Linked DNA regions of Homo sapiens: all the other regions are linked to region 3. A link is an interaction called in ENCODE POLR2A ChIA-PET data of the cell type or tissue named here. Cell type or tissue: CD4-positive, alpha-beta T cell. All regions are shown on one strand. Links, peaks and the distances in the headings refer to the core of each region. The heading gives the core; the rest is flanking DNA.

The links. ChIA-PET counts read pairs that join two places held together with the same protein. Peaks named below come from ENCODE experiments on the same cell type or tissue, not always from the same donor. Only the 100,000 strongest peaks of a DNase experiment are listed, where the experiment ranks them.
Region 1: POLR2A ChIA-PET joins it to region 3 with 6 read pairs; 8 of 35 experiments call an interaction of 5 or more read pairs at or near these places.
Region 2: POLR2A ChIA-PET joins it to region 3 with 9 read pairs; 9 of 35 experiments call an interaction of 5 or more read pairs at or near these places.

Annotation. Positions count from the first base shown.
Region 1 is chr4:108,124,054-108,134,717 of GRCh38, forward strand. The region is part of intron 3 of LEF1 (lymphoid enhancer binding factor 1); the gene reads right to left. Among named protein-coding and RNA genes, the nearest start is that of LEF1-AS1, 38 kb to the right of the region's middle. In CD4-positive, alpha-beta T cell, for the core only: no CTCF peak of the experiment used is centred there; no DNase peak of the experiment used is centred there; H3K27ac peaks cover 907 bases.
Region 2 is chr4:108,135,552-108,146,215 of GRCh38, forward strand. All of the region lies in intron 3 of LEF1 (lymphoid enhancer binding factor 1), which reads right to left. Among named protein-coding and RNA genes, the nearest start is that of LEF1-AS1, 27 kb to the right of the region's middle. RefSeq lists an enhancer at 1-417. In CD4-positive, alpha-beta T cell, for the core only: no CTCF peak of the experiment used is centred there; a DNase peak (open chromatin) is centred at 4,980; H3K4me3 peaks cover 1,147 bases; H3K27ac peaks cover 879 bases.
Region 3 is chr4:108,078,530-108,086,039 of GRCh38, forward strand. It overlaps LEF1 (lymphoid enhancer binding factor 1), which reads right to left. Exons shown (of 12, transcript NM_016269.5): 5 at 4,827-4,917; 6 at 3,057-3,140; 7 at 963-1,085. Among named protein-coding and RNA genes, the nearest start is that of LEF1-AS1, 85 kb to the right of the region's middle. In CD4-positive, alpha-beta T cell, for the core only: no CTCF peak of the experiment used is centred there; DNase peaks (open chromatin) are centred at 2,382 and 2,972; H3K27ac peaks cover 1,173 bases.

The sequences.
Region 1 (10,664 bases), core at 3,944-8,943, 49 kb after region 3:
GGGAGGATAGCTTGAGCCCAGGAGGTTGAGGCTTCAGTGAGCTATGATTGCACTCCAGCCTGTGGAACAGAGAGACTCTACCTTAAAAAATTAAAAACAAAAAACTTTTCTCTTAGCAAGATTGTATGGTATTATTATTCTAATTTACATGAGATAACTGATATTTTGGTCCATATGTGTTAGATGAAACCCACAAAGCCAGATATTTTTTCAGTTTCCAAAATATTCACATATATGAAAATACAGAATGCACATTATATATTATGTAACACCCCCAGCAAAGTGTGGGGAGTATATACCCCTTAAACAGATACATGAACATTTTTTTTTTTTTGAGATGGAATCTTGCTCTGTCCCCCAGGCTGGAGTGCAATGGTGCAGTCTAGGCTCACTGCAACCTCCGCCTCCTGAGTTCAAGTGATTCTCCTGCCTCAGCCTCCCAAGTAGCTGGAACTACAGGTGTACGCCACCACACCCGGCTAATTTTTGTATTTTTAATAGAGGCAGGGTTTCACCATGTTGGCCAGGCTGGTCTCAAACCCCTGACCTTGTGATCCACCTGCCTCGGCCTCCCAAAGTGCTGGGATTACAGGCATGAGTCACCGCGCCCGGAACATGAACATTGCTTTAGCGAAACATCCAAGTAGGAAAGACAAGGCTATAAAAAGTCTTAATTTTGGTCAGTTTGGGCCACCACATAAAAGTTATGAAAACACTTTAAGATTGCAGAGCTTTTGCAGATTTCCACATTCTTTTGTCTTCAAGTAATTTGTCCAAAGGTCAACTTGGACCTAGGACTAAAACAGATTTTCTAACACTCCTTTCTAGGTATCACTAGGTTTGTTCCATACACTTGGATGGGGCATAGCTGTTACCAACCCGTGGGAGTCATTATTCTTGACTGGTTATATCTGAAATGACCTCTCTACTAAAAGGCTAATCATATAGAGTTTAGCTCATTCTGACTTAGAATTCTAACATACCAACATATTTTCCCATGATAGGCCAGTAATTATGTCTCTGAACTAATGCACTGAACTTACTGGTATTCACTGCATTTATCAATTCAATATAATTTTGTCATCTGTGTACCTTTATTTATTTATTTATTTTTATTTATTTATTTTTGAGGCAGAGTCTTGCTCTATCGCCCAGGCTGGAGTGCAGTGGCGCAATCTCAGCTCACTACAATCTCTGCCTCCCAGGTTCAAGCAATTTTCCTGCCTCAGCATCCTGAGTAGCTGGGATTATAGGCACCCACCGCCACGCCTGGTTAATTTTGTATTTTTAGTAGAGATGGGGTTTTGCCATGTTGGCCAGGCTCATCTAAAACCCCTGACCTCAGGTGATCCGCCCACCTTAGCCTCCCAAAGAGCTCGGACTACAGGCATGAGCCACCATACCCGGCCGTATCAATATTATTTACAGTAGTATGACTCGAGCTCTTTTAACTATATCCTTCCACATGCTATCATTTTCCAGTTTTCCACTATTACAGGTAAAATATCTAGTGTTTGAGAATTTACTGAATAAATTAATGAAAATTTGTGAAAGTTCAGCAGATATGTACATATTGCTGATAGTTTTTATGATATTACAGGGATTTTTACAACTTTAAGTTCTAGAAAAATCACTTGCTTGGTACATAACACACCTTGGGATTTTTTTTTTTTTTTAGCACGCATATTGGGAAAACAGTTTAGTAGTCAAATTTTGGAAACAACTGACCCACAACAGTTTAAGTACAGCAGTGTGACTGTGCAGTGATTCATGTATAAGGTAATCCTAGGTGTATTATGGATCCTAAAAAGTAAATGTTGTTTTACTTAAAACTCTAAGTTCGAAAAGTTACTAATCATAACAGTGTTAACACCAATCAGATTTTTCACAAAATTCACAAAACTAACCATAACCTGCCAATTACAATGTTTAAGTACTTAGATGTACATGAAACAACTTTACTGGAATAGGGAATTTTTTTACTTTTGTTGTTTATTTCAGGAAATAGTCCTATTCCTGAGTCTAGTGGTCATAACTATGTTCTGAAACTCTCTTCCATTTTCCACTAAGGACTTAAAGCTCCAGTTATAAGTTTCTTTAATTGCAAAATACACATGAATAAGAAGCCAATTCTAGATTTTTGACAGTAATAAAAAAAACCAGAGATTTCATGGATATTTTTATAAGTCTTTAGAAGTCATTTTAGTCAGTTTTAGCAATCTCTCCACTGAAAATTTTTCATCTAAGTCCCCAACTAGGACTTAAACTGATTACAGAATTTGATCTTCTTGTGTCTTTGGTATGTACATTAGGGTGTGATAGGAATGAAGAAAAGTGGTTAAAAGAACCAGGATAAAATGCAATTGGAATAATCATAAATTAGGATAAATTATAACTTAATAGTTTCTCAAAATACTCATTTCCTGATTTTTTTATTCTTTTTTAATAAAAATTAGGTGGAAAAAGCAGCCAGGTATGGTGGCTCAGGCCTGTAATCCCAGCACCTTGGGTGGCCAAGGAGGGCGAATCACTTGAGGACAGGAGTTCGAGACCAGCCTGGCCAACACGGTGAAACACCGTCTCTACTAAAAAATACAAAAATTAGCCGGGCATGATGGTGCATGCCTGTAGTTTTCAGCCACTCAGGAGACTGAGGCATGAGAATTGCTTGAACCCGGGAAGCAGAGTTTGCAGTCAGCCATGATCGCGCCAATATAGTCCAGTCTGGGTGACAAAGGGAGACTTTCTCTCAAAAAAAAAAAAAAAAAAAAGAATAGGTGGAAAATGTCATTCATTTACTCTATTATTTACTGATATGTGTGTGTGTGTGTGTGTGTGTGTAGCTCTATTTTAGGGGCTAGTCATACAAACATGATCTCTGTCCTTAAGAATCTGTATGTAATCTAATGAGGGGGATGAGATGTAAATGAACAACGTTCGATACAATGTGGAAAATGCTGTATGTGAGTCATCGACTAAATACTACAGGGGTAATTATATGGCCAATGAGGGGCTAGAAGAATGCTTCTCAGGAGACATAGGAGCTGGAAGTAGGAGTTTTTCATGTGTAATGGGGGCTCATTTTGGCAGAAAAAAACAGTGCAGGTGAAGGCCCAGAGGCCAAGAACAGAATGCTAAAACTGGGGAGAGGCTCAGTGATCAGACGTGGGACTTCTCATTTGACAAGTTAATTCTTTGGGTTCTTTTTTGGGAAGGCTCCTCATGTCATGTCAAAACCCTTTAATCTAGGAGACTGCTAAAGGAATAAAAATATCTACAAATTACTTATGTTATTTATAAAGTTGTGCATCTACGGAAATGTTTACTGCCTGAATGCTGCTATATATATCACTGAAGCTGAATCTCATGTGACTCTCCAGGGATAGGCTAAAGAGAGAACTGGAGAAAGAAGTGGCAAGAAAAAAGCAAACCCAGGGATTCACTCATGACAAATTATGTACAATTACAATCGTGTTGACATAAATGTTATGTTCTCTCTCCTTCTCCCTTTCTACTTGAAAACCACCTCAGTGGGACTACTGCTAGTATTCTGAACAGGTTTCATAGCTCATCTCACTTACTTTGGCAGAGTATCTAGCCATTTCTCACTTATTTAAGCGGAAAATAAATTATCGTGACTGTAGGAAACCAAAGATTTTAGGAATATAAATAGCAGGAAAATTACAGTCAAGAGAACTTAGAGATGCAACAGGGGGGTATGTAGCTTGTACAAGACAAAAAGTCTGGATTATGGGAAACAGAAATTTAAGATCTGAAGGGTTTGGGACTAGGCAAAAAGAATGAGGTCAGGGATTGGGTGTTTGTCCTTGCATCCCTTTTTCTGGAGTTTCCACATGGCCCTGAATCCTCTCTGTAGGGTCTGTCCTGACCATTTCAGCCCTACAGGCTCTACTTCCTTAACTCTCCAACCACTGGAGGTTTGCTTATGTGTTATATTTATTGTGTCAAATAATGGTATTCACTGCATAATTTGAATTGATAAATACAGTGAATACCAGTAAGTTCAGTGCATTAGTTCAAAGACATAATAAATATGTACCATTATGTACCATTCTCAGGAGAGAATGGCAGAGTCTCAAAATAAATACACATGCAAACTCTATTATGAAAGTGAGAGTATTCACCTATTTGGGAGGGAGCAGAGTTCTCACCAAGGAAATTTTACTAGTGGCAGCAGAGTCCAGCAATCAAGTCAGGACCTTCACAAGAATCTTCAGTCCTGCCCTCTAAACACCGGTTATGGGTTTAAGAAAAACAACAAAAAGATGAACAAAGTGGAACAAGAGCTCCTAAATGTCAATGATTACAACATAAACAAAATTATTTATCATTAAAAAAACTTCATAAAAGCTTGGCAAGATATCAGTAAGTCACTGGCAGAAAAACAAGGTGGGATTAAAATTCTCAAGGGAAAAAAGCAGACTGAGGAAGGGCTTTTTTTTTTTTCTACGATAAACTGATGACTGAAGTTATGATTTAGACTTTCTTTTGCCCTTTGGAAAGACATTACTTATTTTAAGGCTGATTCTAAAGGAGCTCTTTTCTAACATGTAAAATATGTTCATTTGAGCTAGCAAACAAATACATAAAGATACAGAAGCCATACCTATTGAAAAGATAATCGGTATGAACCTATTGATTATTATAATCCTAATCAGGTAAGACTAAAAAATGTACACAATACCTATGTATATGGGCAGGACTAGAAAAAATTGTAAATCATGAGAAGAGTTCTCTATCAGGGCAGTACAGTTAAATATATTTCCTTTGTTGTTGGTTTAATAGAGATTAAAAGACAAAGAAGAAGAGAAGAAACCCATAAAAATGTCCATCATAAGTGGTTGTCTCTAACAATCAAATAAATATTATTACAGATGAAAGAATATTTACCAAATTACAGGCTAACATTTTTACTTTAAAAAATCAGGCCAGGAAAAATCCCGGAGAGGGTCCACTGGGCACCAGCTTCATCAGTTCCTCCTTTCCAACCACTCAAAGCTGAATCAGGACATCCCTTCTGCTTCTATTCTTCCTCAAACTCCTCTCATTACTGAATCTGCTGCTTCTATGGGAATACACAGCAGAAAGTTCCTTTTAACACCTCTGCAGGACTGGGGTCACTTCAAAGTCCTTCTGAGTATATGGAGCTCTGGTCAACTCCACATTGTTTCTACCATAAAATGTAGATTAGTCAACCAAATCACTAGAAGGAGGTCAAAAAACACAAACCCTTTCCATTCCCAAGAACCAGTGGCCAATTAGAATGCTTTCTTTACCTCTAGCATTCCAAGAGCACTGGAATTCCAAAGCAAATTATAATTTTAGGAAGAAAAAATATCACTGAATCATGGTTTCTCTAAGCCTCAGGGTAATAATTTTTCCTGTAATAGTTAGAAACTCAAAACATGTATGGATTGCATAAATTTTGAATGCTTTGTTCTATAAAAACATGGTCCTTCATGAATAATGGAGAAGCAAAGGAGAGAGAGAACAATCCAAGTAAAACAACACTTTTCTGGATTCTGAGAAAATTCCAGATAGAGAACAAAAACCTTGCCAGCATGTTCCACTTCATAAACAACGAAACTAAGGTTGTTCTGCTCATTCTCTGTAAGTCTTTTCAATAACAAAATATTCCTCATTAATAAAAAGGTCATACCTTGGCATTCTAATTGTTGAATAAAGTTAGAAACATGCTTAGTTTATGTTAGTAAAAGGTGGCTGCAAATCCTAGGCACAAAAAATGTGATACAAATTTGGGTACTTAGTAGGGTATAATCACATTGTGATTACACATAGGAATCACACTGTGTATGCTTTGAACAATTTTCTTAGTGTTTCTCAAGTACCAATAACAAATGGTGTCTATTTAGGAAAGAAACATGGTCCTCTTAAGCTGTGTTATGAGTAACGATACTATTTACAGGGTGAATGACAACCAAGGTATTCAATAGTGATCCCATTTTTCATTTCTTTTCTTCCATAAGATCAATTCCAATAATCACCTAGAGGAAAATACTACTTCATATACTTCCCTTTGAGTTTTAGGGTGAGCTAAAATAGCCCTTCAAATCACTCCCTTCATACAAGGACATGCAGAGCAGCAATTGGAATTAAGGCTAAAAAAAGAGGAGGACAGATGATAACACTGGTGACCAGAACCAGTTATTTAAGACTGCTTATATGATTCTCCTTAAATGAGACCATTAAGAGTTTGACAGATAACTATCTACCTGGATAATTTTGATGAGATCCTTAAAGGCACAAGAATGCTCTCTTATGTTACTTGCCAGTCCTATGATGCTGCACTATCAGCCTAAGATGATATTATTAACTGTTTATGGCTCATCAAAAGACCTTCCAGGCCAGGCGTGGTGGCTCATGCCTGCAATCCTAGCACTTTGTGAGGCTAAGGCAGGCAAATCACTTGAGGTCAGGAGTTCAAGACCAGCCTAGTCAATTGGTGAAACCCTGTCTCTACTAAAAATACAAAAAAAAAAAAAAAAATGGCAAGGTGTGGTGGTGTGCACCTGTAATCCCAGGTACTAGGGAGGCTGAGGTGGGAGAATCCTTTGAACCCAGGAGGCAGAGGTTGCAGTGAGCGAAGATCATGCCACTGCACTCCAGCCTGGGCAACAAAGTGAGACTCCGACTCAAAAAAAAAAAAAAGACTTTCCAGTTAAATTGCTACTAAATGTAAAATAACACATTCCCTTCCTTGCCCTTCCCAAGTTGCTTCTTAGAACTTAAACACTCCACTAACAAGTGAAGAAAGAAAATTAATGAGGCATACAAAATTTTTTTTCTTGAACAATATTAAACTACTGCATTTTGGTGGTGGTGGTAGTAAGGTGCTAAAGAGAAATATTTTCTTTAATTTAAATCACCTAGGAAGCTTTTCACCAAACTACTGTATCTTTCCTCCCAGGTTATTTTTTATTTATCTTTTTTTTTAGGAGTCTCAGTGTATTTTCCAGGCTGAATTCAAACTCCTGGACTCAAGTGATCCTCCGCCTCAGCCGCCAGAGCAGCTGGGACTACAGGTGGCGCCACTACATCCAGCTTATTTTAATTTAAACTACTCAAGCAGTGGCTCATGCCTGTAATCCCAGTGCTCTGGAAGGCCAAGGTAGGAGGATCACTTCAGGCCAGGAGTTTGAGACCAGCCTGAGCAACATAGCAAGGACCCGTTTCTATTTAAAAATGTTTTAAAAATTAGCTAGGCATTTAACTTGGAGGTCCAAGCTGCAGTGAGCTATCATGGTGGCACTGCACTCCAGCCTGGGTGAGGTGACAGAGCAAGACCCTATCTCTAAAAAAAAAAAAAAAAATGTTTTAAATAAAAATCTACTCAAGAGTATCTACACAATGCCTACACAGCTATGCAAAAGACCACCACAAAAACACACTTCCATATATCACTGGACATAATTTTGGCTGAAAGACATTTGGAAACACTCTAAACTCAAGCAACAGCATCAAAGCCAATCTCCACAAATTGCCTACATAGTCTGAAAAACAAGGTTGCTGAATACCCACCAAATGCCTGTGTTTTTGAGTAGTACACAAGCTGATATAAGCTACTAGGCACAATTATGGCTTCTATGAGACATGGGCTCTTTGGAAACATAACTTTTTTTTAGTTTCTGACATGCTAAGAGTCCTAGATAAAACCCTGCCTTTATGCAGCTTATTGTATCAAACATATCTCATAAAAAGCTTAAAATGTAAAAACTCCCAGTAAAAAAAACTAAGGTGCGTTGTATAGGGTATGATGATATAACAGTGAGTTCAATGAAATACTGGTTGTATAAAACCACATATGAAATCAGGGTTATTTCTTTCTAGTGCAACAAAATGCACTGAAGCAGTATTAGGATTTAGGTCAACCTGGAAGGAAATTTCAAATTCAAGGTAAACGTTTTTATTGACAATTTGGATGAGGATCTAATTAGGCAATGGGGCTACAGCTTCAGGAATCCAAAATGTATCACAGGACTAGACTGATGTGCCTACCCTTAATAAGGATAAAGGCAGGTATTTGGGTCCAAAAAGAATTTATTTCATATTCACATTATGTAAAAAACATAATTAACTAGTCCGGCTGATAGGAGCTCTCCCTTGTTAGTATTGTATTCCCACTGACATTCTGGAGACGATTCTGTTCCCCAGCCAATGAAGAGGTTTTACTGTTCTCTTCCTTCAGCAAGGAATACTATCCCATTCTGTACCCCCTCAAAATCTTACCCATGTCTTAAAGCACATACTTCCCAGAAAGCTTTGTCTTGGCATCCCAATTAGAATCCCTTTTTCCTCTTCTATTCTGTTTTTGCAACTCGAGTCTCATTTAGAGTCCTTTCAGGATAGCACCTTGGCAGATAACCTAGATCTCAAAGTATACTTTGAGACCTGGAGTGCAGGCACTATGGGCCCTCCAGAGGTTTTCTTTATGAAAACTAGTTGATATTGTTTACTGAACTAGCCTGCATCAGAATCACCTGGAGGGATTTTAATAAAATGCAGTTTTCTAACAACCCTCAACTACAGCATTCTCAATAGATATGGGATGAGAGCGAAAATCTGCCTTTTTTTTTTTTTTTTTTTTTTTTTTGAGGCAGGGTCTTGCTCTGTCACCCAGGCTAGAGTGCAATGGCACAATCTCAGCTCACTGCAACCTCCACTTCCCCAGGCTCCAACCATCCTCCCCGCTCAGCCTCCTGAGTAGCTAGAACTATAGGCATGTACCACAACACCCACCTAATTTTTTGTATTTTTTAATAGAGATGGGGTTTCCCCATGTTGCCCAGGCTTGTCTCCAACCCCTGGGTTCAAGCAATCTGCCTGCCCCTACCTCCCAAAGTGTTGGGATTACAGATGCATCCAGCCTGAAATCTGCATTTCTTTTTTTTCTTTTTTTGAAATGGAGTCTCGCTCTGTCGCCCAGGCTGGAGTGCAGTGGTGCAGTCTCGGCTCACTGCAACCTCCACCTCCCAGGTTCAAGCGCTTCTCCTGCCTCAGCCTCCCGAGTAGCTGGGATTACAGCCACACACCACCATGCCTGGCTAATTTTTGGATTTTTAGTGGAGACAGGGTTTCACCATGTTGGTCAGGCTGGTCTCAAACTCATGACCTCGTGATCCGCCCGCCCCAGCATCTGCAACAAGTTCCCAGGTGATGCCGATGTGGCTGATCTGGAGACCACACTTTGAAAACCACTGGGTTAGATCAACCTTATTAAATGAGAGTTTATCATGTAACTTTTATTTAAATGTGACAGTGACTATGTAATCATGGAATACAAGTAATACATGTTAAGCAATTACAGACTCGTCCTTCATTAGGTGCCTGTACTCTCCAGCATAGTGTCCCATGTTCAGTTTATGGCCTAATTCTCAGAATGGGCCAGGGCTGTAAGCTCAGTCTATCAGAGAAACCTCTGTTGGAGCTCATCCACCTAGGACTAAAACTATGTCCTTTAAAAAAAAATTTCTTTAAGGAAATGGGGTCTTGCTGTGTTGTCCAAACTGGACTCGAACTCCTGGGCTCAAGTGATTCTCCTGCCTCTGAGACTACAGGCATGTGCCCACTGCACTGGCAAAACTGTGTCTTTTAAATCAATAAATGCGGGGTTGGGACGGACTTTAGAGGTCCAGTTTCCTACTCAATAAACTCCTTTGATAACATCCTTAATAGATGGTTTCATGGCAACCCTCACCTCCACCATGAATGATCTGTGTCTGAGATTCATTACATCAGAAAATAATCTCATTTTATTGTCATATATGTGAGGATGTCTTCCTTAAACTTGGTTCTATTTGCCAAGACTTCTATCTACTCATTGGTACAGGCCCCTAATCTCTTATCTGAAATCCTTGGGGCTGCACGTCTTACAACTTAATTTTTCAGGTTTTAGATAGGGCACACATACTGTGTGTTTTATACTCTCCCCAGTGGGGTCCAGGGAAGCACTCCATCATCAAACACATTTGTATTTTCGCAGTGAAGCATATAAATATTCACAATTAGTGGGCTAACGAGTATATATAAATAACTTCACATTAATTAAAGTTGGATTTTGCCACCAAATTTACCAAAAAAAAAAAAAATCAACTTTCACATATCTTTCAATTCCAAATTTACAAATAAAGAACTGTGGACATATATTATTTTGTCCTCAGTGAATACACAAGTAAGTCCACTTCCTCTTCCATGCTAGCAGTCCTTCCACTATTGGAAGACAGCTCTTACACTTCTCCCTTATCCACTGTGCCTCCACACGTCATACTTCTAAATTATCAACTGACAAATTAACCTAGTGTAATCAAAGAGGGCTAGAATAGGGCTCTACTGCTCATCCAGAGCAGCTTTCTTTCTTTATTTAAAGTTCAAATGTAGAATAATACAGGGCACTGGAGGAGCAGGCTACAGCACTGGCACTCCATCCTAGAAAAGAGGAGACTGGAGAAGCTGATGGGCCACACAGAGTTATTCCAAATACATCAAGACATACAGATGAAGGATTAAACTCTTATCAATGTGATTCCAAAACAGGATAAAAAAGAGCACGTATTGCCCATTACAATGTGCTAGGCACATCTGATGGTTTGCATGCATACTCTCCATTCCTCACTCTGCTCTATGAA
Region 2 (10,664 bases), core at 2,174-7,173, 59 kb after region 3:
CCCACTGGGGGACTGGCATGCCCCAGGAGAGGTACAGTGCTGTGTCTGCTAGCCGGCAAGAACAGGGGCCTCTAGGCAACAACGCCCTGCTTTGTCTATGGAGAGCCTCTAGCAGTGGGAACTGGGGGTAAGGAAGCTGGCTGAGTGACACTTCAATGGCCTGCCAGCGGGGGAGTTGTTTTTAGGCAAGTGGAGACTTGTAGCCCTCCTCCAGCCATATAGTGTAGGTAATTATCCACTGTGAGTCCTTCAAGCTAACCTGCTTGGAGCCTGCAATTCCTTCTGCTCTCCTCCCACGCACCCCATGGGCTGGCTCCAAGAACTTTTTCTTTTTGGCTTCATCCCCCTTTCCCCCAATCCTGCCCAAATGTGAACTGTACAAACAGTATGACTTCTTCCTTGCCCATACATGAAGAAAATCAGTCACAAAATTACTACACAAACAGGTTGAATGAGCAAAAACTGGTCTCAGCTGCTCAGGGGAAGGTGATGATGTGATGTGAAAATAATGAAATCTTTCAAGGGTTAAAATTCAGGTAGAAAAAAACAAAACAAGTTATGGTAGACAAGAGAAGAAAACAGGAAATAACTCTGAACTTAAATGTAAAATAACTTTCAGAAGCATAGTTCATTTTTTCTAAAATAAATGTGCAAACATTAGAAGTTCCATAAAGAACCTGCACCTATAAAATTTCACGTGGTGTTGGTTTAGCATGCTATAAAATTCGTATCTTTCTTAACCATTTCTGCTTTGTCCTTCTACTATATGCGTATTCCCCCCAAAACCTTCAAAACTTAAATTCTACTGGCTATTTGACCAAGTATTCTAAAATCAAAGGATTAATCTTTATAAAAACATGTACAGTTATATAGCATATTGCCAGTTCAAATACTTCTCATCTCCTTAAATTTCCTTTTTTTTTTTTTTTTTAAACTTTAGATGCTTATGCTGCATAGTATTATAACAATTCCAGGTTTGGATACCCCACCCAGATCTGGAAAGTTCAGCAATACATATGATCAAATGCCAGAAGTTTGCCTTTCAGGGGTCTTATAACTGCAGACCTAGAGTTACGATTCACACATTGTATAAAACATGCTATTGTAATTCTTACGGTGACTGAATAGTTAAATCTAATAATATAGGGTCATTTGCCCTTCAGTAAGGTGTCTTTTTCTTTAAAAAACATAAATGTTTGTGATTATTTACCCTACTGTGCTTATAAGATTTTAAAAATAATGTTCTAACTCAAAATATCCAAGGGTAAAAAGGGAAATAACTTCCAATAATTTTTATGAAATTATATAAGTATGTAGTCATTGAAAACTAAATAGCTACCAATAAGGGCTCTAAGTCTTCCTTTAAAATTCTGAGAGGTTGTCTGGTCATTTTTGCTAAGGATAAAGCTATTTAACCCAGACTAAGTTTCTTCTGGCTTATTAAAAAGTCAACTTTTTCTTTATTGTAAGTACTTTAAAATTGACTTTAATGTTAGTTAAAATATGTATTTGGTGCCTCTCCCTAAATAAGTATTGTAATTATTCTTCAAACAGTACAGAATTTTGAAGCTACGAAGAATAGTTTTTTAAATAGTTATTTTCAACATTTTTTACAAAACATCACAAATCATCAAAGCTAGCAATTTCCTATTAAAACAGAAAGTCTATTGCAAAGGCGTAAGAATAATACAATGGACTTTGGGGACTCAGGGGAAAGGGTGGGAGTGGGGTGAGGGATAAAAGACTCCACACTGGGTGCAGTGTACACTGCTCTGGTGATGGATACAACAAAATCTCAGAAATCACCACTAAAAAAACTGATTCATGCAATCAAAAAAGCAATTAAAACAGAAAGTCCAAGTAATATTTTAAACATCATAAAGCTATCTTCATACTACAACTTAGATTTTTCAATGTGGAGTTTTTATGTGATAAAAATGCCCTCAAAGATAGGAAAAGAGGAAAGTGGCACTGATTTGTTGGCATGAGGATTAGAGGCTGTGTGTGCTGGGGGGAAGAAGAGCAAAGTCTGAATGTAGGAAGGAACGGTATTGGTTACTTTGCTGTCCAGAGTCTGGTACTATTCAGAAGACTATAATAATCTATTAACTTGAATCTTGCTCATCTCACCCATCATATCCCTGAATATTATAAATTTTAGATCCTAATTTATATTTTGTGATTCAAAATATTTGAATATGGTTTTCCTGTTACCATTCCAAATGCTAATGAATTGCACACTCATAGACTCTGTAATAAAAACTTAATATTGTCCTATAGAATATATCAACCCAATATAACATGCCAAAATATAACATTCACCTAATTTTAAAACATTTTTCCTTTGAAAGAGATATATAATTTCCTTTAGTATATTAACATTAAAAAGACTAGGGAAAAATGTGAACTATGATTTTGCTTTCCTAAATTCCAAATTACTGAAACCTAAGAGGTTAACAAATTATTAACCACATAATTTTCTCTCATGATTATGCAGCCTTTAGGATGACCCCAACAAAATCTCCTATTTTTGCTTCTTCAACAGAAATACAGGTTTAGATGAGACTTGTTGGACTCAGTTCTTTCCTCCACCCATGGCCTCTACTCGGGGAGCTGGTCAAATGTGGAATTTCGAATATCAAATATGTATAAAATAAATAGATGAAAGAGTACATCTCAAAAGGTCAGTAATGAAATGCAAATAATGTTTTCATGATGTATGGAATGGAATTGTTATTTTCCAACAACAAAAAGAGGTATCAAGTATGCTCTGTATTTGCATTGCCTTTACACAAGCCTATGGGTCGCTACTATGATTACTCCCATTATACAGATAAGGAAAGTGAGCATTATAATGCTTTAGGAACTTGCATGGCAGTGAAATTCAAGCACAGGCAATCTGACTCATGAGCTTTAAACACTGCATTATATGTACAGGTGTGTATGTGTGTGTATACACACACACACACACACACACGAGTATGCCTGACAGCTTACCTAGCATATACATTTCTACACAAAGGGGGCTTAGGAACAGCAATCTGGTTGCAAGATTGAAGTAAATGCTGTATCTGAAGAATATTTTTACTTAGCAAAGGTGTTTATTTGGGGTGGTGAAGGGTATTGCTGGAGATTATGGGGGCTAGCCCCAACTCCTCCAAACGCCTTGAAGTTGCCACTGCCTATATGAGAATAGAAGAGCTGAGAATTTAGGGCTGAGAACATCAGGAATTCAAAGATGCTTCCATGGGGGACAGAACGGAGCTTGCTGACGCATGATGCCTATGTGACCTACATGTGCCACCATGCCCCATTTTCCTCCTCTGCCTTCCCTTCCTTGCATGTAAACATGAAGCCACTCGTAGCAACATCCTCTAAGTAGCCTGGAAGGATAACAAGGATGGATTACGGATAGGAAATGGTAGAGACTGGACTGGAAATGCTAGCTGAACCAGGCCTGAAGGAGAGTTGGAGGACAAATACCTAAAAATACAGACTGAGATTCCCTGCCATGGTATAATTGTAAGAAACTAGAAAGAATCTTCATTCCCCTCTTCTCAGGGCCTATAGAACATACTGCTAAGCTTCAATGTTTACAGTAAAGTACATTCATTAATAGTTCCAAGAAATGTTCAGCCTTAGATGTGTGGAAGCGGCTCTGCCATTTTTCTGCTCATTAACTCTATACTGGGAAATATAAGTTGCAACCATCAGTGCGTGGTTGTTTTCCATTTGAGTTTACATAGTTTTCAAAACAATGAATCATCTGAACTATGCAAAGGAAAGTTATGATGGTTTTAGTCAAATGATTAACTAGAGTTTATATATAGAACATGCATCTTTAAATAGCATGGCATCTACATCTACAATGCCAAGCTAACTATCCTTTTCTCCCTTAAAACCTGGAAACTTGAAGGGCTGTTAAATGTGACTATGTCCAGCACAGATCACAGGGCAAGGTGCAGGCCGGGCTCCACAGTGGTTAGGGAGGTGGATGCAGAGCCTGGACCTCCACCCTGGCCCTGCTGGCCCTGCTGGCATTAGCTCAGGAACATGACTCTCTCGGTAAGGAAAACAAAGAGGAAGCAAAGGGAAGGACAAGAATGAAATATGTGCTGCCATTTTGTGAGAGACCTTTAGGGACGTTAATAGAGGAACTAGGATCATCTCACAAACATTTACAGCTGTAAAACAATTGAGTAAACTAGTTTATTGTTTTCTAAAAATATGTAAAAATGTAAGGCTTTTTTTTCAAACTATAACTTGGATTCATAAAAATATATACTGGCTCATATGTTAAAATACCATCTAAAATGGTTCAGATAGTTATAATTAATATCCAAAAATATCTGACATTACCCACAAGAAACAGAGGAAAAACACAGATTTCTTACCTCAAAAAGAATTCATGGGGACTTTCTAGCTCTCCTTAGAAATTTGGCTTGAAGCAAAAACACACTATAGAGATTTGCCTTACTTTTCATGTAAATCTCAGCTTTCAATAAACATAAAAATACACACACACACACTCCCCTCAATTTATATTCAAAATATCAAGGGATTATCAAAACCCCTAATTTGCCGTCGAAGTCTGTGGCAAGTTTTATACCTTGAGTGAAATGCAGTCTAATTCCTATGTGGTTATATTTTAGAGGGAGGGGGGAAAAGCAACTTCATTGAAGCCAACGCTCCAGGCAGCCCTGGAGCAGACTGGATCCAGTTTGAAAAGAACTGGCAACCCTAAAACTTTTTGATAAGATAAAAATTCATTGATGTTGGCTCATATGAGGCCCACTTCAACTCTGCACTTGTCCTCCGTGTTTCCTTGGCATATCTGCTCCTTTCCTCTATCTACTTTAGCATAACTTTATTTTTCTCTTTTATCTTTCGATAACTGCACCCAGGGACCGGAGGGGATTGATTTTTTGTTTTGACTTATTGTTTGAAGATCTGTAACTCAAAGCAGCTCTCACGCCTCTGATGTCTAAGCTGGAGCAGCATAAAAGGTAAACCCAGGCCTGGGTATCAAACTGAGCAGAAGCAATACCATTTTATAATCAGCCATCTAGGTTTTCATCTTATTTTGACTTTCCCCTCACCCGGAGTCAGGTTAGCTAGCAAAGTGCGAGGTTACTCCTACGCCTTTGTTAGGTGACAAGAAGCAAGTTAAAATAAAAATAAATACCTCGATAGCTTTGCATGCCAGGGCTTCAAGATTAAGCATACTTGTACTTAAAGCAAAAAGTTATTTCCTACCTAGAAAAATGCCTTGCTTTTCTTCTCAGTGAAAGGAAACTTCAACACATTTGAGAAAGTTGCTTTTCAAAAATTAAATCTGAAAACAAGGGAAGATGGTACAACTGACAAAAATCATTTCCCCAAAAAGCCTCAATCAAGGTGAAAAAACATAATGCTTTTTTGAGACAAGTTTACAGACTCAAAATAAAAATGTTATTCTTGAACCAGAAGATGTTTAAAGAGAGATCCATATATATTAGGTTAGAAAGTTAGTTGTGTTTTCAGAGTTTGGTGTTAGCAGTAGTATGTACTCCAAATCAGCAAGTGTAATAAACCAAAGTTAAATTCACTTTCCTTCTCTCTTTCAGTATAATCCTCAAATTATTAGGATTATTTTTGTCCTAATTCAGCCAATATCAAATTCATATGTTAGTCTCTGTACATACAAATATTCACAAGAGTTTTGAGGGTCTGTTCCCTGAAGTTGTTCAGCTTGCTGAAATATGGTTACATATGCAAACATTATCTCCCAATTGTAACCTCATTTTCTGCTCTGCTGGACAGCGTGACCAGTATTTGTCATTGTGCCTCCCCCCCCGCCACATCATTCATATGTCTATAATTGTCATCGAGATGTGGCATGTCAGCGGGACTCCAGTGTTCTCTGCTCCCCGTCTTCACACAGTCACTCAGGTAACAAACCCGTAATCTCGTCCTGTTTTCATGATGGTTGAATTACACATAATTGTTTCTGCACAGTGATTGATTTCTGCCTGAATAGAGACCTCTGCCTTTTTTCAATGCAAGCGAGTGGCAGCCAAGTCTCTCCATCTAGGAGGAGGCAGCAGCCTTTGAAGAGATCAAAGCCAAGGCCGCAAGCAGTTGTGCGCCCTGGGAATATGGAAAGCCTTTATGCTCTCAACCCCATTTCCAGCATCATGTTGGATTGCAGCTGCATTACATTCTGCCAGCATTCTTAATGCTTTTAGTATTGACTCTGACATCACCGATAGCTGTTTTAAAGTAACAAAAGCCGAAGGATGACTTATTTTCACAACTCTGTAATTGGAACATGCAAAGATGGGGGTGGGGAAGCAAGAATGAAGGGGAGGGAAATACATTTGCTTTTAATTTAAAGCAGCACAAAAGGCCCAGAAAAAAAATTATGTAAGTTTCCACAAATGAAAACCATGTTTTTCATATGGAAAAACCAGCAGGGGCATTTTATAACTCAGACCACACAAAATGAACTGATGGCTAAATACACACTTTTTCAAGCCTAAAGGGTAAAATAAAAATGATGGGGTAAGTGATTCCAATTGGGAAAGGGACTCTAACATGTATTTGGTCTGAAGACTTTGCAGACACCTGATGCAAGGTGAACGGGTGCAGCTGCTAAAGACCTGTCCCGCGCCCTTACCTGCTCCTCCTTAGCCCTTTTTAATCAACTAAGCAGAGCAGATACTTGCATTTGTAAGAATCACAGGTTTATTTGGGAAGTTGTAAATGCATGATTCCATTAACAGAAGAGGAAGAACAGGAAAGTCAAAGGTGGTTTTCAATTCTGGCTCCAGATACAGAGACACAAATCAGTATGACAGGATCACGTCTTGACAAGTGAATCAAAACCTAATGCCACCAAAAGAGGCAGAAAAATTCCTAAGAACATAATAACCAAAATACATCAACACTAGTATCCTATTTCTTAAAATGGAAATTAAAAGTAAAGCTATTTCTAATTTTTTAAAAATAATTAAGACATTTTGGACTTATGATTAAATACATTGTGTAATTCATCCATTATTACATTTAAAATCAACATAAAAAGCAAGCAGGGCGACCATAAATCACTATACTATGTCTCTGGTGCTACATATAGTGTTACATATGTCCAGTAATCACTCCCTAGTAAGAAAACCTTCCGTTATTCCAATTCTAATTTTTAATTGCTGCCTTTGAAAATGTCTGCCCTAATCAATATTACATAGCTCTACAGAGAAACTCTGAATTTACATTCACATTGAAATGACAAGATTATGGATGGAGAGAGCAGGAAAGTAGAATCTTAAGAGAATTTATAAAATAAAATGCATCTCGTTTAACAAAGTCCCCTTTTCACAAAGATTTAATATTGTTTATGTAGATAGTAGTCAATGAACCATCAGTCTTTAACTTTTCCAAGTCTACAAAGTTCTAAAACTTATTGACATAGGAGAAATGACTATGAAATAACTGCTTCCTTTCATTCTGCACAAAACTTCTTAGTTCTGAAACACCAAGTAATTGGCGAACAAAAGCCATCTTTGTTTGAAAGGATTTTGAATCAACAGACCTGGCTGTAAGGTACCCAACTGTAAATTTTCTTTGAAAATTTGTCTGTAACTGTGCAGAACTGGAAAACTCTTTCTTTTAACAACCTGCCTACTTCAGTTTACTGGGTTACAGTTTTTATGTTTGTTTCATTTGGGGTTTGTTTTGCTTTAGAGGAAAGGGTACAAACTACATGAATTCAGAATTGCAAAAGCAAAATCAGCAAGAAAACCTGAATAATAACATCTCAAAATCTGTATATTTTTCTCTTGGAAAAGTGCCATCTTTCCTTAATTTTACCATTTTCGGAAAATGCCGGAAATAAGTTCCAGTGTTATCAAATATTTTTCTGTAGGTTGCATTCTTAATAAGCTTATCACATTTTCCATATCCCAAGGCCCCCTTCTAATTTCAGATTATCAGGCAAAAAAACATTTCTTTTGTGATTCTATCATTAGCCTTCTCTTGCAAAGTAACAAGCAAAACAGTCACTGGAAGCATCCCAGGCTTCCCATTCAAACCAAAGGAAAAAGTCAATATACGGCGCCCCCTCAATCCCCTGCCCCCGCCTTCTTCAAGGCCCTCCTCAGAGAAACCTGTACTTAGAATTTTAGTCACCTGAACAGCATGTGAGAGAACACAGCACCACTTGCTCAGCCACCAACCTTGAGAGAGGCACTCCAGTGGCTAAGCAGAGACAAACTAAAAGCATATGGAATCTCAGTAGCCCCCGGAGCTGTGGGCTCCACACATTTCTCAGACTGCCCTCAGCAAAAATTGCCATCATTGAGAATGGAGGTGACAACACTGTAATGATACACAGGAGACTCGTTATATAGCATAATCTATGTGCTGGCCTATTTATTTTTCCCTTCAGGAAGGGAAAAATAATCTCTTGAAGAACCTGGAGGGTCCTTATGCTCCTTACTGAAAAGAAAAGAAAACTGCCTCAGAGGTGAGGAGTGGGGGAAGCAAGCCGGTTGAGGAGCAGGAGTTAATAGGTACTGCCCAAAGTCTGGGACCCCTCTAGATGAGGCATTCCAATCGCTTCACACAAATACAAATTTACTCTTAAAAACCTTTAAATAACCAGATTCCATGCTTTCCTTTGATAAACCATTCCAATGTTTATTAATCTCTCCCTCTGAAGTAATTCTCCCAACCTAAATTCTTTCAACAATTTAAGTCCATTTCCTTTGGTTATTCCTTCAGTGAAGAACAAAGCTGGCCCCAGGCACATGCTAAAGAAACAGTTCTTATATTTGGAGCTGGGTTTAAACTGCTCTCCTGTCTTCCCCAAGTCAAATGAACAGCTTATCAAGCAGATCCCCCTGGGAATTGGCAGAGTTCTGCCATCAAGATCTACAATCATATGTCAATAATTGGATGGTGCCCAATTTTCAACATGCTCATGAAAGACTGAGAACTGTCTCAGATAGCACAGAGCCTTCTTTTCAAGCGGTTTCATCACTTGCACACACAGTACATCTTTGGTTTAAAATAGCAAGTGCCCTAGTGCAGACATCTAATCTAGAGAGAAGGAAGGGAGCAGAATTCCCACACAGCTGCTGGAGGGCAGGGCCACAGGAGGGGTGAACAGGAGATGCCACAAGGTCACCATGAAGCACGACCTCAAATGATGTCATTTAGCTGGGCCACACGAGGGTGAAACACAGCCTCAGCCCACAGCTCAGTGTGCAGCAAACCCAGGTGATTCTGAGCAATCTGCAAGTAATCTGTACAGCAAAGAATTGACCCAACCAGCCAAAAAAAAAAAAAAAAAAAAAAAAGAAGAGTATCCTCATGAATACTGCATAATCTGCAGGTTTCATAAAAAACTTTCATATGAAACACTCAACAGCCACACTTTCAGAAGTATCTTATCGGAACAAATAGGAATAGGGTTCCCGTTTACTTTCCCCAGCCATCAATCTAGAATAGTTGGTTATCCCACATCATACAAAGAATACATAGCATTATCCACTGGGGTGCAGCAGGAAGAAAATACTACAATGTCAATACATATTTCTATATGAAAAATTTTAAGTTTTACCAGAAATATTTAACATACAAATTGCCACTGGGGCCCCCGTTTGCTCTGTATGCCAGACGGTCAAGAATGCCAAGTGGACTGAAGATAACAGTAATAATGTAAGCACAAAAAACAGCAAGAAAATGGCAAAGCCAACAGTTCTACCTCTAATATCAACCCTTTAAGAGCTTGCATTAAAGCTAAAATCTGTAATGACACTGGACAAGACTTGTCAAGAAGCTGACCAAAATAACGAGAAATTATCAATTTTATTTGAAATAACAGCCATCAGATAATTATATAGTTCAGGTATATAATTCATAAATAATTATACAGTGGCCAAAATTTTTAATTGATGAGGGCTTGCAGTAAAATAAATCTCACCATGGATTTAGATATCTGAAATATCAATTGATTTCACTTTTCTTCCTCTCAATATGGATTAAATCAGCTCCTTTCCTCACTGTACTGATCTAACCTTCTGGAAGCAAGATGGAGCCATGGAAGCCAGAGTGGAAAAGAAATGAAGCTGTGATACTCACTGTGACATGAATGAACCCTGAATACATTACACTCAGTGAAAGAAGCCAGTCACAAAGGACTACACCCTATATGTGCCTATGATTCTATTCTTATGAAATGTCTCAAATAGGGAAATATGTTGAGACAAAATAGGTTAGTAGTTGCTTGGGCCTGGGGTGAGCACTGAGGGAATGAGAGATAAGGGGATAATAGCTAAAGGCTCTGGGGTTACTTTCCGAGGTGATGAAAATGTCCTAAAACTGACTGTGATGATGGCTGCACTAACTATGTGAATATACTAAAAACCACTACACTGTACACTCAAAGTGGGTAAAATGTATGCTATGTGAATTATATCTCAATAAAAATGAAACTATTTTAAAAATAAGTGACCACTGAAAAAACATTTGCTGAATGAATAAGTGAATGAATTCCTCCTATCCCAATTAAACAAAAGCCAGAGGAAAAGCTCTCCTGGACATGTTCTCCATGAGTAAAAACAACTGTGTTGCTTAGTCTTTGTCCACGTAGCGACCTTGTGACTTTAAAACACTAAATGTTT
Region 3 (7,510 bases), core at 63-5,062:
GCAGTTATTGACTCATTTGACAAAACACTGAGAGGCAAACAACCCATCCAATAGGGCTTCCTATCTACTCAGTGACTGAGAATAAAACCCTTTGGTTTGAGAAAGTGGACCTGTCATTATAGAACTATGAACACCAAGTAGAAATGGACTTGGCATTGTGAAGATGCTCCAGATGGGCTCTGAGGCTGAGGACTTCTCTGGTCCCCTCAGAAGAAGCTGAACACACAGCACAGGTGATCATTCCTCTTTCAGAATAGAGGTTCTTAACTTTTGCAGGGGGTTAAGGAGCACTTTGAGAAGCTAATAAATCTTTAGACCTTTTCCCCCAAACAAATGCATGTTGCCTTTGCATACATTCGCAAGGGCTTTATGGACCATCACATGCTGCCTCTCACCCCCACCCTCCCATCCACAAAACCTAGATTAAGAAACTAATTACTCATCTCTTCAGAGTAAATTAATTTAGGCCTGCACTCACAGTCTGAGACAACCCTGGCCCAACAGGGAATCCTGGGCTTTATTTGTTCCTTTCCCTTGAATTCTGTGCTGTTGAAGCTTGGAGCCAGGGTAACTGCACTTCCAGAAGAAAGTGCATTAAACCCTCCAATCTACTTCACTCAGGTAGGAACAGGTTCTCCCCAATAATCTGAACCAAATGAAAATTCAGTGGTAAATGGCTAAACAGCTGAAGAGTCTCGAATGCCTATGTTCTGAAGATTCTTCCATTTTGGTGAGGTTCCCATGATCTTTTAGGGTCCGTGCTCCTTTGCAACCTCAGAATCAAAATCAGCACAGTAGGAATGAAGCTGCTTAATGTCCTCAGGGACAGAGTTTTCAAGGCAGAGGTGCATTGAGTTTCACAGCAACACAAAGGGGTGAAGGATCACTGTTGCAAAGGAGCAACAGTGTAGAAATCCTCAGTATCCTAAGGCAATCACAGCAGAGCCCGGGTGGATACTTACACGTGCATTAGGTCACTGTCAGTGTGGGGATGTTCCTGTTTGACCTGAGGTGTTACAATAGCTGGATGAGGGATGCCAGTTGTGTGGGGACCAGGAGGACCGGGAATCATATGATGGGAAAACCTGAAAGGAGGAAAGAGAAGAAAACAATGTACTACTGGCTGTTGCAGCAAAAGCTAGATGGAATTTCAAAGCAATCCACTAACTGCTACTGGCTAAGAGTAAAAACACATCTTTACGCACAGAAGCATTAACTATAAATTAGAGTGGGCCGATAATTATTTTTTTCTTTCTATATTCGGGTGGAAAAAAAAAAGTGAATCATTTTTCTTGCAAAGCAATTTTGAAATAGGAATTTCACGAAAAGTAATTATTGGAAATATAACACTTTATTTAAGACTTGACTTTTTAAATGATTTTTAAATGAAAGCAAAACACATCATGTTTTAAAATCTCTGCCTATATTCCTAAGCAAACCATCACAATGGGAATTTTCTCATATTATTGGCTTCCTCATCCATATTAGGAGGGAACAACTGAGAAAACGGATAGGAATCAGTCTCCCATTTAATAAGGTTTCCATTAACATCATCCAAAATGATTTTCTGTGCAGAAATACACTAATGTTTCAGAGATCTCATCTTATGGAAAACTGGTAACAGAAATAAGGAGAAGAATTTAAAGGAAGGATAAAGTTCTGCATCAAGGTTAAAAACTACACTTGCCAAAGGCTTTTTCCCAAGTACGCTTGAACAGCATTAAAAAAAATCTTAAAATATCCACCACCAGCCAACACAAAGGAGGGAAACTGCCAGGCAAGAAAAATAAAATAAAGACAGTATTTTCAATAAGCTCTCTAGATAAATTTGGATATGTTTTAGAAATTTTTGCTTTTCAAACTTTTTAAAGTAAACATTTAATTCAGCAAGAACAACATTCTCAGGTCTTTCATCACAGCCTACACAATTAATTTCCTTTTCTTGAAAGGAACTCTGCTAGGATATATATTTTTCAAAAACAAATTTTAAAATATGAAGGAAGCATGGTAAAAATACAAATATTTGACCAAATAATGATGCTTTGCTAAATGTATTACTTGCAAAAATACATGATGATAGTTATTTGCCTGTGAGAGTTCTATCATCAGATAGTTCTTACAATGTTAAAAAGTATAAAAATATGTTTTAAGGGGAAGGATATTAATTCCACCTCCTCCCACAATCAGCTACATTTACAACTCACTGAAAAAAAAAGTTTTTTTAAAGCTGTAATTCACCACAGAAACTTTGAATACTATACCCATATAAAAAAGACATATTCACAACCAGTTAATAACCCACCAGTTTGACTTCCGGCACAATAATGCTAGCTCCCTTGACAAAGCCACATCGAACACACAGATGATGCACCCCAAATGTGTGTGTACATCAAGCACAGGGCACAGTGCCATCCTCTCCAGAAGCAAAAGCATCACACACAGCAGCTTCTCGGTGCGGCGCGGCAGGCCTCCCGAGCTCCGCTGGCATGACCATGTCCACACAGGGCCTGATTCACACACTAGGACGCACACCCTGTATGGCCTGCCAGCCTGTCCGCACTGTTCTGTCTCTTCTGACAGCCTCCATCCAGGAAGGCTCTAGACTATCTGGGCATTTTCAAACACTGCCGCATCAAACTGATACAACTTTCCACAAAGGAAGCAAATTATAGAGCTGAGACCAAACCAGTTTTATCCTCCTCCCTTACCCCACCCCCGGCATATTTTGAATCAAACAAACTCTTCTTGTAATGTCCGCTTTCCGGACAGTTCCCATCCCACAGTCAGGCGGCCATGAATTTGTTTGGAGGCAACGCTTTCCAAGGAGGCTGAGTCCATCGCCCGATGGTGTGGCTGGTCCGGCCGGGGCACAGCGCAGAGCTCCTACCCGGGACTCTCTCTGACACCTAGTGTGGGAGCCAGGCACACTGCACAGACAGACACATGGCTGAGGTATGCACCCTCCTAGCCAACCAAAAGGCAAGCAGAGGCGCACAGGATGCAAGCACGAGAAGAGCAACTTGTCCTCGAGCGCCCCAGTTTCCACCTCCACCTACCTGGACATGGAAGTGTCGACTGACAGTGAGGATGGGTAGGGTTGCCTGAATCCACCCGTGATGGGATATACAGGCTGACCTTGCCTGAGGTCACAGAAGAAAGGAACCCATCAATGACAAAACACCAGTTACCAACCAGTAGTAAGAGTTGGATGAGGGGAGAAGAGGGAGATATTCAAACAGAATCTTGTGGAAGTATTACAGACCCCGGGATTGTTTCAGAAACGTAACCGTTCCCCTTCCTTACCCTCCACCCAATCAAAGTGTCATTTGCCTTGAAAGAAATCTCCCACCCTCAACTTTGAAACAAACCATCCATGAATTACATCTCTTTTATCCCATCCCCTCTCCCAACCCCATTAATGCTTTGAACAAAGTAAGCACTTAAATGTTTATTGAATATAACATAACCCTGAGAATAGTGAAATATTCCCTTCAGAGAAGGAGCTGAGTGACTTCTTTATCAGAATCTTTGAGAATTTCAGGCAAGGGAAGAAAGAAGAAAATAAAACTGTATATTCATATAAAAATAAACATTTTAAAAACACTGTACCATTTCCCCCATATACATGTTAAAGTCAAGAAATAAAAGATTAATTCACTGGAATTATTTTCTCTCCACCCTGAGAAGTCCATTTTTTCCCTCTGTTCTCTCTACATCTCTCATTTTTCATTTACACAGACTTTATTTCCAGCTGCCAGTGGTACGATTCAGCACAGGACTATTGCCCCTAAGTCACTAAGTTCAGACAGAATAATTGATCTAGGTTTGAAAATGTATGCATAATCAATTAAGTTCAAGCAGTTACTGACTAAGAGATGTAATGCTAGGGAGAGAGAGAGAGAAAAAGAGAGAAAGCTGGATTGTCCATGGCAGGATGACCCTTCCTAGCTGAAGAAGGATAATGCAAGGATGTCCAGGTAGGGAGATGGGGTACAATGACATGGGGGCTGTGACATAGAGAGTCAAGTGGAAAAAGGAGAGAAACAATTGCTTGAGTTGAGAATTATTTCTATGGAGGGAGAATTGGAGAGGGAAGAGTGGAGAGAGCATGGGAGTGGGAGGAGGAAATGTTGTGGGTTAATCATAAAATAATAAAAATAGGCTATACCATGTTATTCTTTCTTCCCAAAATATATTTCCTTCACCTTCATAATTGAAAAGATTTTGGAGGCAGCAGTAAGCATATTTTTAGAAATAAACAACAAAATAAAGAGCACTAGCGTTCATATTCAGAAAAAAAGAAGGCCCCCAAATCAGTTTTTTACTACTCTGAACTCAAATTGGATGCTTACTTCATTAACATCCAAAAAATGCTCTTATATTGTTGAATTTCTCTCTAGTTATTTTTGTCATTTACCTCACTTGCCCACTTACAAGTAAAGGTAGATATTCAATGCGTCTAAATTCATTTTTGAAAAATATAAGTTGTTCATTAAAAAACCTAGAAAAGAAGAACCACACTGAGCACTAACTTTGTACAGGCATAGCAAATGCCCAAAGCCACAAAGGGAATCCATAAAACTATAAGCTTCAAAGCAAATGCTACAGTCATTTTCTACCCATATTAGCAAACGGATCAATCCATTTCAAAGTCTGTATGTTTTTTAATCTTTTAAATTGAAATGAATAAAGTTAGCACCTTGCTTGTTGATGTGAAATTTCTTCAACTCCACAAGTGTTACCATTCATAAATCTAATTTCCATGAATGGAAAGTGGAGGAACATGTGTTCAAATGCCTGGCTGAAGGGTGCAGCAAGGTTCTTACCAGCCAAGAGGTGGGGTGATCTGTCCAACACCACCCGGAGACAAGGGATAAAAAGTAGGGATATCAGGAGCTGGAGGATGTCTGGACATGCCTGTTAAACAGAACAGAGAGGTATCATTTACAGATTCACAGGATATTTAACCAGAAATGCAACTACATGTTTTATACCATTCATACTTAAGGTTCAGAATGAAACAATATTTATTCACCAGATCCAAGGAACAGGAGTCCATTTGTTAGCTTTTCTCAAGATTTCAACATCTGGGAAAACTGGGCCTTCAGAGAGTATTATCTTAAGGAACTCCTACAGGAGTAAAGATGCTGCTAGTAATACAATCATCAAAATAGACTTTTAAATTATTTGTTTTGCCCTCAATATTTCACATTATTTAAGAAAATGGTAGACAATTGTTTTATATAGAATGAGAATGTTTTTTTGTAGAATGGAAAATGACAGCCCTTCGTAAGTAGATGGCTTGCCACAAAGTTCAAGGATTAGGTAAATTGCCATTTTCATATTTTCATTGGTTCCCTTATGGACATATAGATTTGGGAAATGTGACACCTCAGAGGATCAAAGATTAATTAGGAATCATCTTCAGCCCCATAATGGTCACATTTGATATGATTCATTTGGTCTCTGTCTAAGCTCTTCATCAAGTTGAGTCCTCTGGGCTGCAAGGTCAAGCTGTTCTGGATTAGCTGAATTCCACAGAAAATGAAAGTGCCACCAAATTGTTTCTTGAGCTCACAGTCCCTGGAGTACACTGCCCTGTAACTGTGAAAACCACCTAAAGATTATATGTAATCCCAGTCCCAAGTGACATCCCTTTATACCTTACCCTAGGTACAGAAGAAAAAAATGACAAGACAAATGCATAAAATGTAAAATATAACAACTTAGATTCAATGTGTTTGGGGGAAAGTGATTCAGAATAGAAAAAAAGCCACAGATGTGTCTTCACATAGCTAATGATGGCTTTAAAAGACCACTTCCATATACAAGCACATATTCCAAGGTTTAACACCCAGATTATACGTTTAGTGACTGTAAATATTATATACTGGCTAATATGTGGAATTAGATGAGTACATGGAAGATGTTTCTTAAATATTCTGCTTTTTACTATTTAAAGTGCCTAGGAATTTCATTTGTATCTTAAAGATACTGAAAGCCTTCACATTGGGAATGACAAGAAGTGCTGTCTTGAAAGTTGGTGTTAATTCAACTTTGAAGTTAGAACGAACTATTTCTCAATTCTTACAGAAAGTAGGTGGGAAAGAAAAAAGTTCTTTAATTTCTCAACAGAGGGCTTACCTTAAATCATCTCATGTTTTGCTGTTTTTAAAATAATGGTTTCAAATCTCCTTTATTCAAAAAAATTGTTTTTGTTAGAAATACTGACTCTTTTGGTTACAGCAGAACATAAATTTTTTACCCTAGGATTTTTTTGGGGTGGGGGAGTTTGCAGTGGTGATTCTTAACATATCAGAATCATTGAGGAGGTTTTTCAACTTGCTGCCCCCTTAACTCTGAGATCCAGATACCTCCCCAAATCTCACGGTCTGTAAGGGGATGGCTCAGTCGCGGGGATAAACAAAATAAAATAAAAGCAATACAATTTGACCAACCCTGAAAAACATCAGAAATGTAGTGAAAATTTCAATGTTTTATTCTATTAACTTGAAAATCGTAGCGGTCACAGACTATCTGAATTATCTATTTTATTTTATTTTATTTTGTTTTATTTTTGAGACAGTCTCCCTCTGTCACCCAGGCTGGAGTGCAGTGGCACAATTTCAGCTCACCACAACCTCTGCCTTCCGGGTTCAAGCGATTCTCCAGCCTCAGCCTCCTGAGTAGCCAGGTATATAGGCGCGTGCCACCATGCCCAATTTTATATTTTTAGTAGAGACAGGGCTTCGCCATGTTGGCCAGGCTGATCTTGAACTCCTGACCTCAGGTGATCCGCCCGCCTCGTCCTCCCAAAGTGCTGGGATTACAGGCATGAACCACAGCCCTGAATTATCTACTTTAATTCCTCTATTTCACAGGTGTGGAAATTGAGGTCTAGAGGGACCAAGTGACTGTTAAGGCATCTGTTTTCTGTCCTGAACTTTTGTCACTGGGACATGGAGAGGTAACTTGCTTGCAGTCACATGTCTTTAAGCTTAAACTCTTACTCTCCGTACTACTCCATGTTCTAAGCATGCTTAGAACACAGCAGTAGTGATACTGTTCAGAAGTGATTCAACAGAACAAAAAATACCAACTAGTTGGATGTCACTCTTCTGCTAGAAGGAAGAAGGAAGGAACTAGAGGACAGGTCCTATGCTAGGCGTTTGACTCTATAGAAATTCTACTCTTCTTTCAAATGTTCCTCTCATAGGCAATTTTCTCTAACTTACAGCTCTGAGAAATCTTTCTCCTTTGAATCTACAAGTTTTTTTATTTGTACTTTTAATGTGGTACTTGGGATGCTCTTCATTTTGTTTTATAGTTAGTCTGTGCAAATGATTTCCTGCATGAGCTTATATACTGCTTGGAGAAAAAGATCACATTTTACCAATTTATGTATCTAACCATGGTTTTCTGCAGAGGAGCCTCTTAGTTAATATTTCTGACCAATTGAACAAACAAACAAGTGAAGTCAGAAGTGTTAAAACAGACCCATTCCATATGC